2 separate regions of the Homo sapiens genome follow, and region 1 is linked to region 2. Evidence: chromatin loops called from intact Hi-C (ENCODE). Cell type or tissue: mammary epithelial cell. All regions are shown on one strand. Each heading gives the region's core, and the rest is flanking DNA. Links, peaks and the distances in the headings are about the cores only.

Region 1 (5,358 bases), core at 1-5,000, 910 kb before region 2:
AGCGCTTGAGATAAATGCAGGCATGGTAACAGGCTCAAGGAATACAGAGATAAGACACAGTCCCAGCCTTAAGGCAAAGATAGACACATAAACAAAGAATTATACTATATATCATATTTATATTATTTATTTATAGCACAATATATATAATTGGTTAGGGCTCTAATCAAGCCGGGGGGTCAGGAAAGATTTTCTGGAGTGGGTGATGTCTGAGCTCTGCGTTTCAGTGATGAGTAGGAATTAACTGAGCAAGAAAGAGATAGAGTGGACAAAACATTTCAGGCAAAGGGTACCACAAAAACAAAGGCATGGAAGCTAGAGACAGCACGAGTTAGGCAGGTCAGCAGACTGGTTTTGTTAGAGTACAAGGGAGTGGTAAGAAATGAGACCAGAGGTCAGCAGGGCTGATATAGGAGTTATGTAGTGCTGAATTTATGTTAGGCTTTACCCTGAGGAAGTCATTACAGTGTTTGAGAATGAGACACACTTGAATAGGCAGTCAGGTAGGTAGATTAGGGGAGGAGCTTAAAGAGTACAGGATCAGAGGCAGAGGCCGGGCTGGCTCCCCTCTGTAATCCCAGCACTTTGGGAGGCTGAGGCAGGAGGATCACTTGAAGCCAAGAGTTTGAGACCAGCCTGGGCAACAAAGCAAGACCCCCATCTCTATGAAAATTAATTTTTAAAAAGCCAGGTGCTGTGGTGTTTGCCTGTAGTCTTAGCTACTTTGGAAGCCAAAGCAAGAGGATCCCTTGAGTCCAGGAGTTTGAGGCTGCAGTAAGCCATGACTGCACCACTGCACTTCAGCTTGGGTGTCAGGGCAAGATCCATCTCAAAAATGGATAAATAAAATACATTTTAAAAAAGGACCAGAGGCAGGCCGCACAGTGGCTCACACCTGTAATCCCAGCACTTTGAGAAGCTGAGGCAGGTGGATCACTTGAAGTCAGGAGTTCAAGACCAGCCTGGCCGACATGATGAAATCCTGTCTCTACTAAAAGTACAAAAATTAGCCTGGTGTGGTGGCATGCACCTGTAATCTCAACTACTTGGGAGGCTGAAGCAGGAGACTCGCTTGAACCTGGGAGGCAGAGATTGCAGTGAGCTGAGATTGCACCACTGCACTCCTGCCTGGGCGACAGAGAGAGATGCTGTCTCAAATAAATAAATAAATAAATAAATAAATAGGACCAGAGGCAGAGAGACTATGTTGAGGTTGAGGTGACAGTTAATAGCATTTGCAGAACGGGGGTGGCATCTGGGATGGGAAGGGGAGTGATTTGAGACACATTTGGAAGGTAAATTGGCAAGACTTGGTGACTGATGGGTTATGGGAAACGAAGACCAGGTAGGAATCATGGGTGTGTTCCTGGAGACCACCACCATCATGTGACATGGAGAGAACTGGCATAGAAGGGGAGAAGATGATGATGAGTTACTTTTGAACACACTGCACTTGAGAGGGTTTAAATAATTTATTCTCCTACTGTCTTCAAAAGGTAAAGGAGTATATATGGTAAACTTAACTGTGGTCTAAAATGAAGGTGGAGAATGCTGTTGTTAATGGGCGACATCACTAATGCATCATAGCACTCTTATTCCCACAGCCCAGACACACCTTCGGCGTCCTTTTCAACATATCATTTCATCCCCCCAAGGTGTCAACTATAAGTTCCAACACATGATGGCTACTACTGTTCCAAGGGAGAGTGTATGCCTTGGAAAGCCACGTTTCTCCCCAGTCTAAAAGCTTGAGAGAGTAACATTCTTTAAAACATACATGTCTTGAACACAGATTTGGAGGTATCCTTGAGGTAAATTACAGCTTACCAAATGTAAATAACCAAAAACACATCGATCATGAGTGCCAGCATCACTGGGAACTCTTCCGATATTTCTGAGACTCCTAACTTGGTTTAAGGTTAGGGCAGTGCAGACCACGGTAATCAAGAGAGTCTAATTTTAAATTTGTTAACTGTCCATTATGGGATGGGACAGGTCTTCTCAACATGACTCCAGCAAGATCCAGGCTTATTAATGCTCCATGGAGGGTGTCCGCAGCAAGAAGTCTTCCTGATGGGTTCAGATGATTTGGATTACACCCCCTCCTTAAGGAACTCAGAAGGAAAAGCAACATATAAAAGACTGAGAAATCCTCAGAAATCAATTAAACTTAGTTTGGCCTAGTGTCACCCAGACTTACTTGACCATGAAATCCTCCTGTCGCATGACACTCATGAAGAGCCCCTGAAATTAGGATCATTTCAATCCTCAAAGCATACCCATTTTTCAAACGAGAAATACAACTTCTAGAATCACAAAGCCACAAAATTGGCAAGGGAGATCTAAAATCAGATCTTCCGGTTCCAGCTTCAGGGCCCAATTCATAGGACTGCAGCTGAAGAGGACAGTTGGCAGTGAAGATGAGAGCTGATACCTGGGCTACACACCCACTTTACAAACAGAACATCGGGGGCTCGGCAGTATCCCTACTCGGCAAAATGTGCGGCACATGGGCCAGCTACAGCTTTCTGGGGGCTCCCCATCAGGGCTGACAGCTCATCCTGTCTTTTAAAGTCCACCACCATTGCCCTTTTCTTTTGTAGCCACTACAAAACACTACTCTGTTTACTCTCTGCTATACCCGCGAGAGGAATTCTGGCCTTTAGGGCATTTCCTGTTGCCTAGAAACCTTATAGAGCACTGGGTGCAGGAAGCTGACTCTCTGGTAGAGATTCACAGGCAGGAAGTTTATTCAGAGTGCTCTGGGGCAACACCTGTGAGGGAATACAGGCAGTAAAACAGGGCAGAGGGAGAGGCTGAATTCTGATGCAGCTGCAAACAAAAGCCTGACTGATCCAGGAGGATGCTCTGCAACGGGGCTGGGCGTTCAAAGTGGATCCAAGCCGGGTGAAAGGTCCAGGCCTTCATGTCCCAGCATCAACCTGTCTTTGGATATGGGTTGCTACTGCTCCTACCTTGGGCATCCTAGTTCTCCTCAGCCACAGGCAATCCCGAAGAGGGTCTCAGCTGAGCACTGTCAGCTGCCAACATTACCAGCAGCTGAAGAAGGAAGTCCTTCCCTCCTGGAAGCGGGTGGAGGGAGTGTTGTAGATCTGGGCTGCCTGACAACATCTTCTGCATTGCTCAGGGCGTGTTTCCCACTCAACTCTCAGGTCTGGATAGTTGTCTGTTTTCTATAGATGCTGCTAGAATCTAGAGTCTGGGCTGTGGCCTCCATTATATTAACCCTAGCTTTACTATGCTTCATATTAGTTTTATCTTGGTACCTATAAAGCTTTCCAAAAGTTTTATATTTCTCTTGTATCCTAGCAGGGTTTAAGGAAGTGATCAATAATCAATACAGATATAGAGGAAAGAGTAAGAGATTTGGAGCCTGAACTCCTAATTTTACTTCTTCTTCTTCTTTTTTTTTTGAGATAGCGTCTCACTCTGTTGCCCAGGCTGGAGTGCAGTGGTGTGATCGCTCCTCAGTGCAGCCTCGAACTCCTGGCCTCAAGTGATCCTCCCACCTCAGCCTCCTGAGTAGCTGGGACCACAGGAGCACATCACACATGGCAAATTTTTAAAACTTTTGTAGAGACGGGGTCTCCCCAGGTTGCCCAGGCTGGTCTCAGACTCCTGGGCTTAGGAGATCCTCCTGCCTCCTGGGCTCAAGAGATCCTTCCTAAGTGCTGGGGTTACAGGTGTGAGCTACTGCACTCAGCAATCACAGAACTGCCACTTATGGACGTATACAATTACAAACATCACTTAATTTCTGTGAATCTTAGTTTCATGATTTACAATACGGGAATTTTAAAAAGCCCTATTTTACCCAAGCTCCAGTGTTACTGTGAGAATAATAAGATGGTGAATTGAAAATGCTTTGTAAAGTAAAAAAAAACTAGAGCCAGTGTTTCACAATAGTGAGTACAAAATAGATAGCTGCTATGGTTTGAATATGGTCAGCTCCCTCCAAAACTCATGTTGAAGCTTGGTCCCCAACGTAATGGTGTTGAGAGGTGGTGGAACCTTTAAGAGGCATTTGGTTGAGGAATCCACCCTCAGAAAGGGATTAATACCATCTCTTAGTCACTGAGAGAGCAGGCTGTTATAAAGCAAGGCTGCCTCTCATGTTTTGTCCCTTTCTGCACACTCCTGCTTTCCCTTCTGGTTCTCGGCCTTTCTCTGCCATGTTGTGATACAGCATAAAGCCCTCACCTGAAGCTGAGAAGATGCCAGCACCATGCTTCTTGGACTTCCCAGCCTCTGGAATTGTGAACCAGACAAACCTCTTTTCCTTATAAATTACCCAGTCTCTCAGGTATTCGGTTATGGCAACAGAAAATGAACTAAGACAACACCTATTAAAGGAAAAAAATATTGAGCCAATACATGTAAAACTAGGTGTAAATTCCTTTTGCTAATAACACTTATACAAATCCAAGTGAATTTACAAAATATAAACAAAAATAGAATACAATTAATTTCAATTAACAATACTGATTATTGTGCCATGTGACGTTGTTTTATTGGCTTATATACATACGGTACTGACTGTAAGGACAAGGTTCATTTGGACTGGATATGCACGCCATGTAATAATTCGGTTTTCTCCATTGTTTCCACTGTGAAACTGTTCGTTTACACAATGCACCATTTGGCCTTAACATAGAAATATCATTTATGTATATTAAGTACACCTCCACTTGTTTAAATTTTCCATTTTATTTGGTGATAAGAATATGTATCATGAGTTCAATTTGGCCTTATGTATCAGAAAGTCCATATAACAGTGACTTGAAAAATTAGGAACAAAAGAAGTGCAAGACTTATACACTGAAAACTACAGGCCGGGCGCGATGGCTCACACCTGTAATCCCAGCACTTTCGGAGGCCAAGGTGGGTGGATCACTTGAGGCCAGTAGTTCGAGACCAGCCTGGCCAACATGGTGAAACCCCGTCTCTACTAAAAATACAAAAATTAGCCAGGCATGGTAGCACGTGTCTGTAATCCCAGCTACTCAGGAGGCTGAGGCACGAGAATCGCTTGAGCCTAGGAGGCAGGGTTACAGTGAGCCGAGATCACACCACTGCACTTCAGCCTGGGCAACAGAGCAAGACTCTGCCAAAAAAAAAAACAAAAACAAAAACAAAAAAAACTACAAAACATTGCTAAGAGAAATTATAAGAAGAAAGATCTAAATAAAGGAATTGGAAGACTCAGTATTATTAAAATAGCAATGCCCCTCAACGTGATCTATAGATTCAACATAATTCCTATAAAAATTCCAGCAGGCTTTTGGGCAGGAATTGACAAGCTGATCCTAAAATGTATATGGAAATGCAAAGGACCTA
Region 2 (5,384 bases), core at 1-5,000:
TAGGGTCATTACTTCACACTTTTTTTTTAACTTTTCCATATTAATTTATTGATAGTGATTAACTTATACTATAGAAATAGTACTATTAATTAATGCTGAATTTGTATTACTTAGTTGTTTCTGAGCTTTTCTTTTTTTTTATTATACTTCCAACTGGATTAAAGATAAAAGTCTGAAATATCAAACCATAAAAGCATAGAAGAAAACAAGATTAATCTTGTTTTTAATCTGAGTCAGAATGGTCTAAGTATGACACAAAATCCAGGAAAAACAAGAAAAGAGCAATAAATTTCACCAATATTTAAAATTTCTGAGTAGTAAAAAAATTAACAAATTACAAAATCATATTTGCAACTCATATTCCAGACAAATAATTGATTTATCTAATAAATAAAGAAGTCCTACAAACAATAAGAAAAAAAAGCCAACAAACCAATAGGAAAAGGAGCAAAGAAGATGAACAGGTTTCTTACTAAAAAATAACGAATTTCTCTTGAACACAGAAAGATGTGCAACCTCATTTACATTCAGAGAAACACCAATTAAAACTCTAATGAGATGCAATTTAACCTGTTAGGTAGGCAAAGATCAAAATATTTTAAAACACAGAGTTTTGAAGACAGTATAAAAAGAAAGGAATTTTATACATAACCAGTTAGATTATAAATTGATGCAACATAAATGAAAGACAATTGTTATCAAAATGTAAAGTGTGCATACACTTTGACTCTGCAGTTTCACTTTATATGTAAGATATTTGTATAAAGATCTTTTTTTTTTTTTAAGGCGGAGTCTCACTCTGTTGCCCAGGCTGGAGTGCAGTGGCACAGTCTCGGCTCACTGCAACCTCCGCCTCCCAGGTTCAAGCGATTCTCCCGCCTAAGCCTCCCAAGTAGCTGGGATTACAGGCACCCGCCACCAGGCCCAGCTAATTTTTGTATTTTTGTAGAGATGGGGTTTCACCATGTTGGCCAGGCTGGTCTCAAATTCCTGACCTCAGGTGATCCACCCACCTTGACCTCCCAAAGTGCTGGGATTACAGGTGTGAGCCACTGTGCCTGGCCTGTATATGGATATTTACTGAAACATTTTATAGGAGCAAAAGATTACAAACAATCTAAATGTCCACAAATAGATAACTAGTAAATAAATTCCAGTTTATTCATATAATGAAATAATATGAAGCCGTTAAAAAATGAAATAGCATTACATGTACAGATAAGAAATAGTCTCCAAGATATATTAAACAAACAAAGAGTAAGGAGCAAAGCAATGTATGGTATGGTATTATTAATGTAGGAATTAATACACACACACCCACATGTTTACAAATTGTGTAAATTGTCTCAGGAAGAATAAACAAAAAAGTGATTGCCTTAAAAAGAGCTAGGTAACTGGGGTAGAGGGGCAAGCAGGAAACTCACTTTTTTTGTATGTCATTTACATATTTAGAATTACATGGCATGCATTGACATTACCTATTCAACAGTAGATTTTTAAAAATACATCTTATAACAATACAGAGTCTTCACACTATAGACATATAATATCATCTGTCACTGGGAGATATATTGTCAAAAAACAGACTTTTTTTTTCTTTTGTGAATTTTCAGGATCCTGTTTCTATTTTCATTATTCATCACCTCTGGATGACAAGCATATGCGCCTGGAAGTTTAGAACAGCAGTTTGCACTACTTCCCATGAATGAGGCTTAAATAATTCAAATACAACTCCCATATGGAGTTATTTAAAATAATTTTTGAACCTCCTTAAATCCCTTTTGGAAATGTGTAGGGTCCAAATAAATGAAGTAAACTCTTTATTAGCAAAGTATAGTTTTATAGCTGGACATGATGATCACATTGAACCTAATTCTGCCAGCTGGGGAAGCTGTTTCCTTTGCACAAACTGGGCTAGTTGGAAGCCAGAGTTACATTCTTCATAAATGTGTCAAATATATCTCTTCTCAAAGTAGTAAATATTATTAAGTGGAATTTCAGGCACCCTAGAAATGGGAGAGATTTCTGGGCAGGGCTTTTCTACTGCCCTCATGTAATATCTGCAAGGGACCATTCAGAATATCTATATATGAATTAAACTCTGTCAACCAGAACCCTAACTAAACTAGATGAAATTCTAAGTGCACACTGACATCTCTCTGGTTGCAATATGGTGACAATCAATATTAATACATTCTGGAAAGCAAGTCTTCCTTCCAAAAGATGCGCCGGCACCCAGATAGGCAAAATCAATCAGGTTGACATCAGAAAGGTACAAATGAATACAAGTTACTAAGCAAAAGGAACGCTAAAGAATATTAACTAAATTTTCATTGTCTAGCACAATTAAGTAGAAGGTCACTGAAGCTTCAGATGGTAACATGTTGGTTATTGCCTACACGAGAAAAGTGAGTACGTGAATGATTCAAAATTTAACTGTGATTCAAAATAGTGTTTTGTATTTACTAAAATTCTCCATGGTGCAGCTAATATTTTGAAAAACAATAAAAACTCTTAGAGAAAGCCCAGTTTTTTAAAAAGTTCACACTTAGAAAATCTTCCATTTGCCCTTTCCACCCATTGCATTTATAGCGTAAATTCTAAGCTAGCAAAAGTATTTGAATACCCTAGTAGTTTTTGTAGAGATTCTGAAGGCACTAAGCTACGATTTCCTCAAGTAGTGTCATTTGACAGCACTTAGAAAATGCTACAAAAAGAAAAGTGGAAGGTTTGAACAAGTAATCCCTTTAGTCCATCTCCTAGACAGATTTTTCTCCACCTTAAGGTAAGATTAATTGTCAAACCAATAGGATATCACTAGTCATGCCTTTTAACCTGTTCATTGCATTTGGTAGTAGTGGTTCTGATGTCTTTTGGATGATTAGACTTTCTGAATAGAACATTATAAGATATCTAGACCTGTTAAGTAGATTTCCCATCTATTTGCAAAATACAGTATTTGCAAGGAGTTAATTATATACATGTCCTCCACCACAAATGTCATCTACCATAATAGGTAAGAAAAACAATAACATCTGTGGCCATTATGTAAATACAGAATATAAATAAAACACCACTCACAAAATCCTCCCAACATGTTCTGGTTACACCTCAGTACAGCATCATCATCATTTTCACTCCCTCCAACAGTTTATCTAATCTCAATTCTGAGAAGCTGACCGAGAAAGATAAGATTTAACAAAAGATAAATATACACACACGTAAAATGATGTTTAATGTCTTATTCATTCTGAATGCTAGAGTTATCTTTATCAAGGTAGTCTGTATTGATTTTCAGACACTTTAATACCAGGTCTGCCTATAAAATAATGAAAGGCCTGCTTTTATTTGAGGTATCAGTTCAGTCACATAGGTTTTTTTTAATCATTATATGTCTTACACACAGTATCTCTCAGGAGATAATGCTATAATAATGATGTAGGAAGAACATGGTTAAAGAGCTAAATAGTGATCAGGTAGGATAAATATACTGCAAGTATATGTAATTTTACATTGAACATGGGTATATCTCCATTTCTGTTAAGTTAGAGTTGGAAGGAAAAGGGGATCCACACAGATTGCTGTTCTGTTATATCATTGCAAGGCCATTTCAAATATATTAGGTCAGTGCAAAAGTAATTCCAGTTTTTGCCATTAAAATTAGAAAAAAACCAAAATTATCTTTGCACCAACCTAATAAAATGGAATGATTCTCCAAGGAAAAAGAATCTCTTCCCTTTTCTGTTAGAAAAACACAGTCCTCTGCAGTCTGTAATTGTTTTTTATCCTATTCTTGCTAGCCCAAATCACTGAAACATTCCAGCATTTCAGAAAAGTCAGCTCCCCATGGACTTAGAAAGAAAAGCCTACTTGTAAAGTTCCTTTGATTTGCTTGAATTCATTTTCAGTACCATTTGCTAGTATTCATATAACACAGTCCTATTCCTGATGAAGAGGGCAGTGCAACACTTGGAGTCAGGTGCTGATTATAGAGGAGGTAAAAATTGGGTGAAAATATATTAAAAATTAACCATTTCTTAATTCTGCTCCAGGGATAGAAGTTAGATTTTTTTTTCCCCCACCACTAATATGCCAATAAAAAGATAAGCTTTTCTGTGAAAATTATTCCTGTTAAATAATATATTCATTAAATTTTACTCTTTTAATTGCATTAAAGATGTGGAAAGGATAACTTTCTGTGGTGACTAGAATGAATTCAAAATTCCTACTTGCCACTTATATTTATGCACATGAAAATGATTTGGAAGCAATATATGAAGTTCTGAATTCACTCACATCTTCTGCTGCATAGTTTTCAAAGGAGATGTTAAAACCAGTTATTTTAGCACCTTTGTTTATTAAGAGTCATTCTGGTCAGAGGAAAAAAACAAACGTTTGTTCGCTAAAAACTATGCATTAGTACTATGCCAATCTCTGCAGAGGATACAAAAGAAAGATAAGAGGCCATTCCCTAAAGGAGTATACAAGAAAGGATGGAGAGATAAAACTGAACAAAGTATTGCTTATTTCTAGGCCCAGCCAGTCCAGCCTAATCAGTTTGTTCCATCCTCTCCATCACCAGTAATTGGTTTCAATTTAAGCACATGATCAAGTTGGACTAAACTGGAGTTCATCTAGGACTCTGGCTATGTGGATTTCAGCTGGGGTTGCCAAACTGAAGGGCTCATTCATTTATGCATTTAACTAATCTTTTGTAAATATCTATCCTGTCAGGCACCCTTCTAGGTGGCAGATGGAAGCAACATAAAGGAAAACAAAAGAGTTGGAGGGAAAGAAATAGACGATTGGAGCATCTGGATTCAACTATACCTCAAGTTAGATTAACCCCTGGACTTTTTAACTGCATGAATCAACAAATCTTCTTTTAGTTTAAGACATTTTGAGTTAGTTTCTGCCACTTGCAACCCAGAGTCCTAACTAAGATCCCACCATCATCCCCAGGGTCTAACTGTGGCAACTGGACTAAAGCCTCACCTCCTTGTACTGTCCGCCTTGCCTGCTTCCAGTTATGGTCCTATCCCTAAGCCAGTTCTAGCAGGCTTGTGGTCCATTCCTCATCCTTTCTAGCATTTCCAAACTTAATTTGGAGTGACTCTCCAAATCTAACTTAGACTGGTCCCAAAATCTTGGAAGAAACCTATTCTCCAACTTCAACATAGACTGGCCTTTTTTCCTTTGAGGAGAAAGAAAACTGAACAGCGTGAATATCCTCACATAAATACATGCAAATACATCACTAGAATCAGATGTGGAGCTGGAGGTACCCCACCAGGGCAGCTCCTCCTACGTCATATCCAATGCAGAAATGCTGTCTCATTGTCTATGACCATCCATCCTCTGGTTAAATGCCTCCAGAGACAGAA

Evidence for each region. Peaks named below come from ENCODE experiments on the same cell type or tissue, not always from the same donor. Only the 100,000 strongest peaks of a DNase experiment are listed, where the experiment ranks them.
Region 1: a loop joins it to region 2, with 18 times the contacts of the local background. A loop is called at or near these places in 1 of 110 quality-filtered maps.

The regions. Positions count from the first base shown.
Region 1 is chr3:159,811,764-159,817,121 of GRCh38, reverse strand. All of the region lies in intron 4 of IQCJ-SCHIP1 (IQCJ-SCHIP1 readthrough), which reads right to left. All of the region lies in intron 2 of SCHIP1 (schwannomin interacting protein 1), which reads right to left. The region is part of intron 1 of LOC101928351 (a long non-coding RNA gene); the gene reads left to right. Among named protein-coding and RNA genes, the nearest start is that of IQCJ-SCHIP1-AS1, 46 kb to the right of the region's middle. In mammary epithelial cell, for the core only: no CTCF peak of the experiment used is centred there; a DNase peak (open chromatin) is centred at 2,731; H3K27ac peaks cover 2,657 bases.
Region 2 is chr3:158,899,793-158,905,176 of GRCh38, reverse strand. No RefSeq gene overlaps it. Among named protein-coding and RNA genes, the nearest start is that of MFSD1, 100 kb to the right of the region's middle. In mammary epithelial cell, for the core only: no CTCF peak of the experiment used is centred there; no DNase peak of the experiment used is centred there; H3K27me3 peaks cover 336 bases.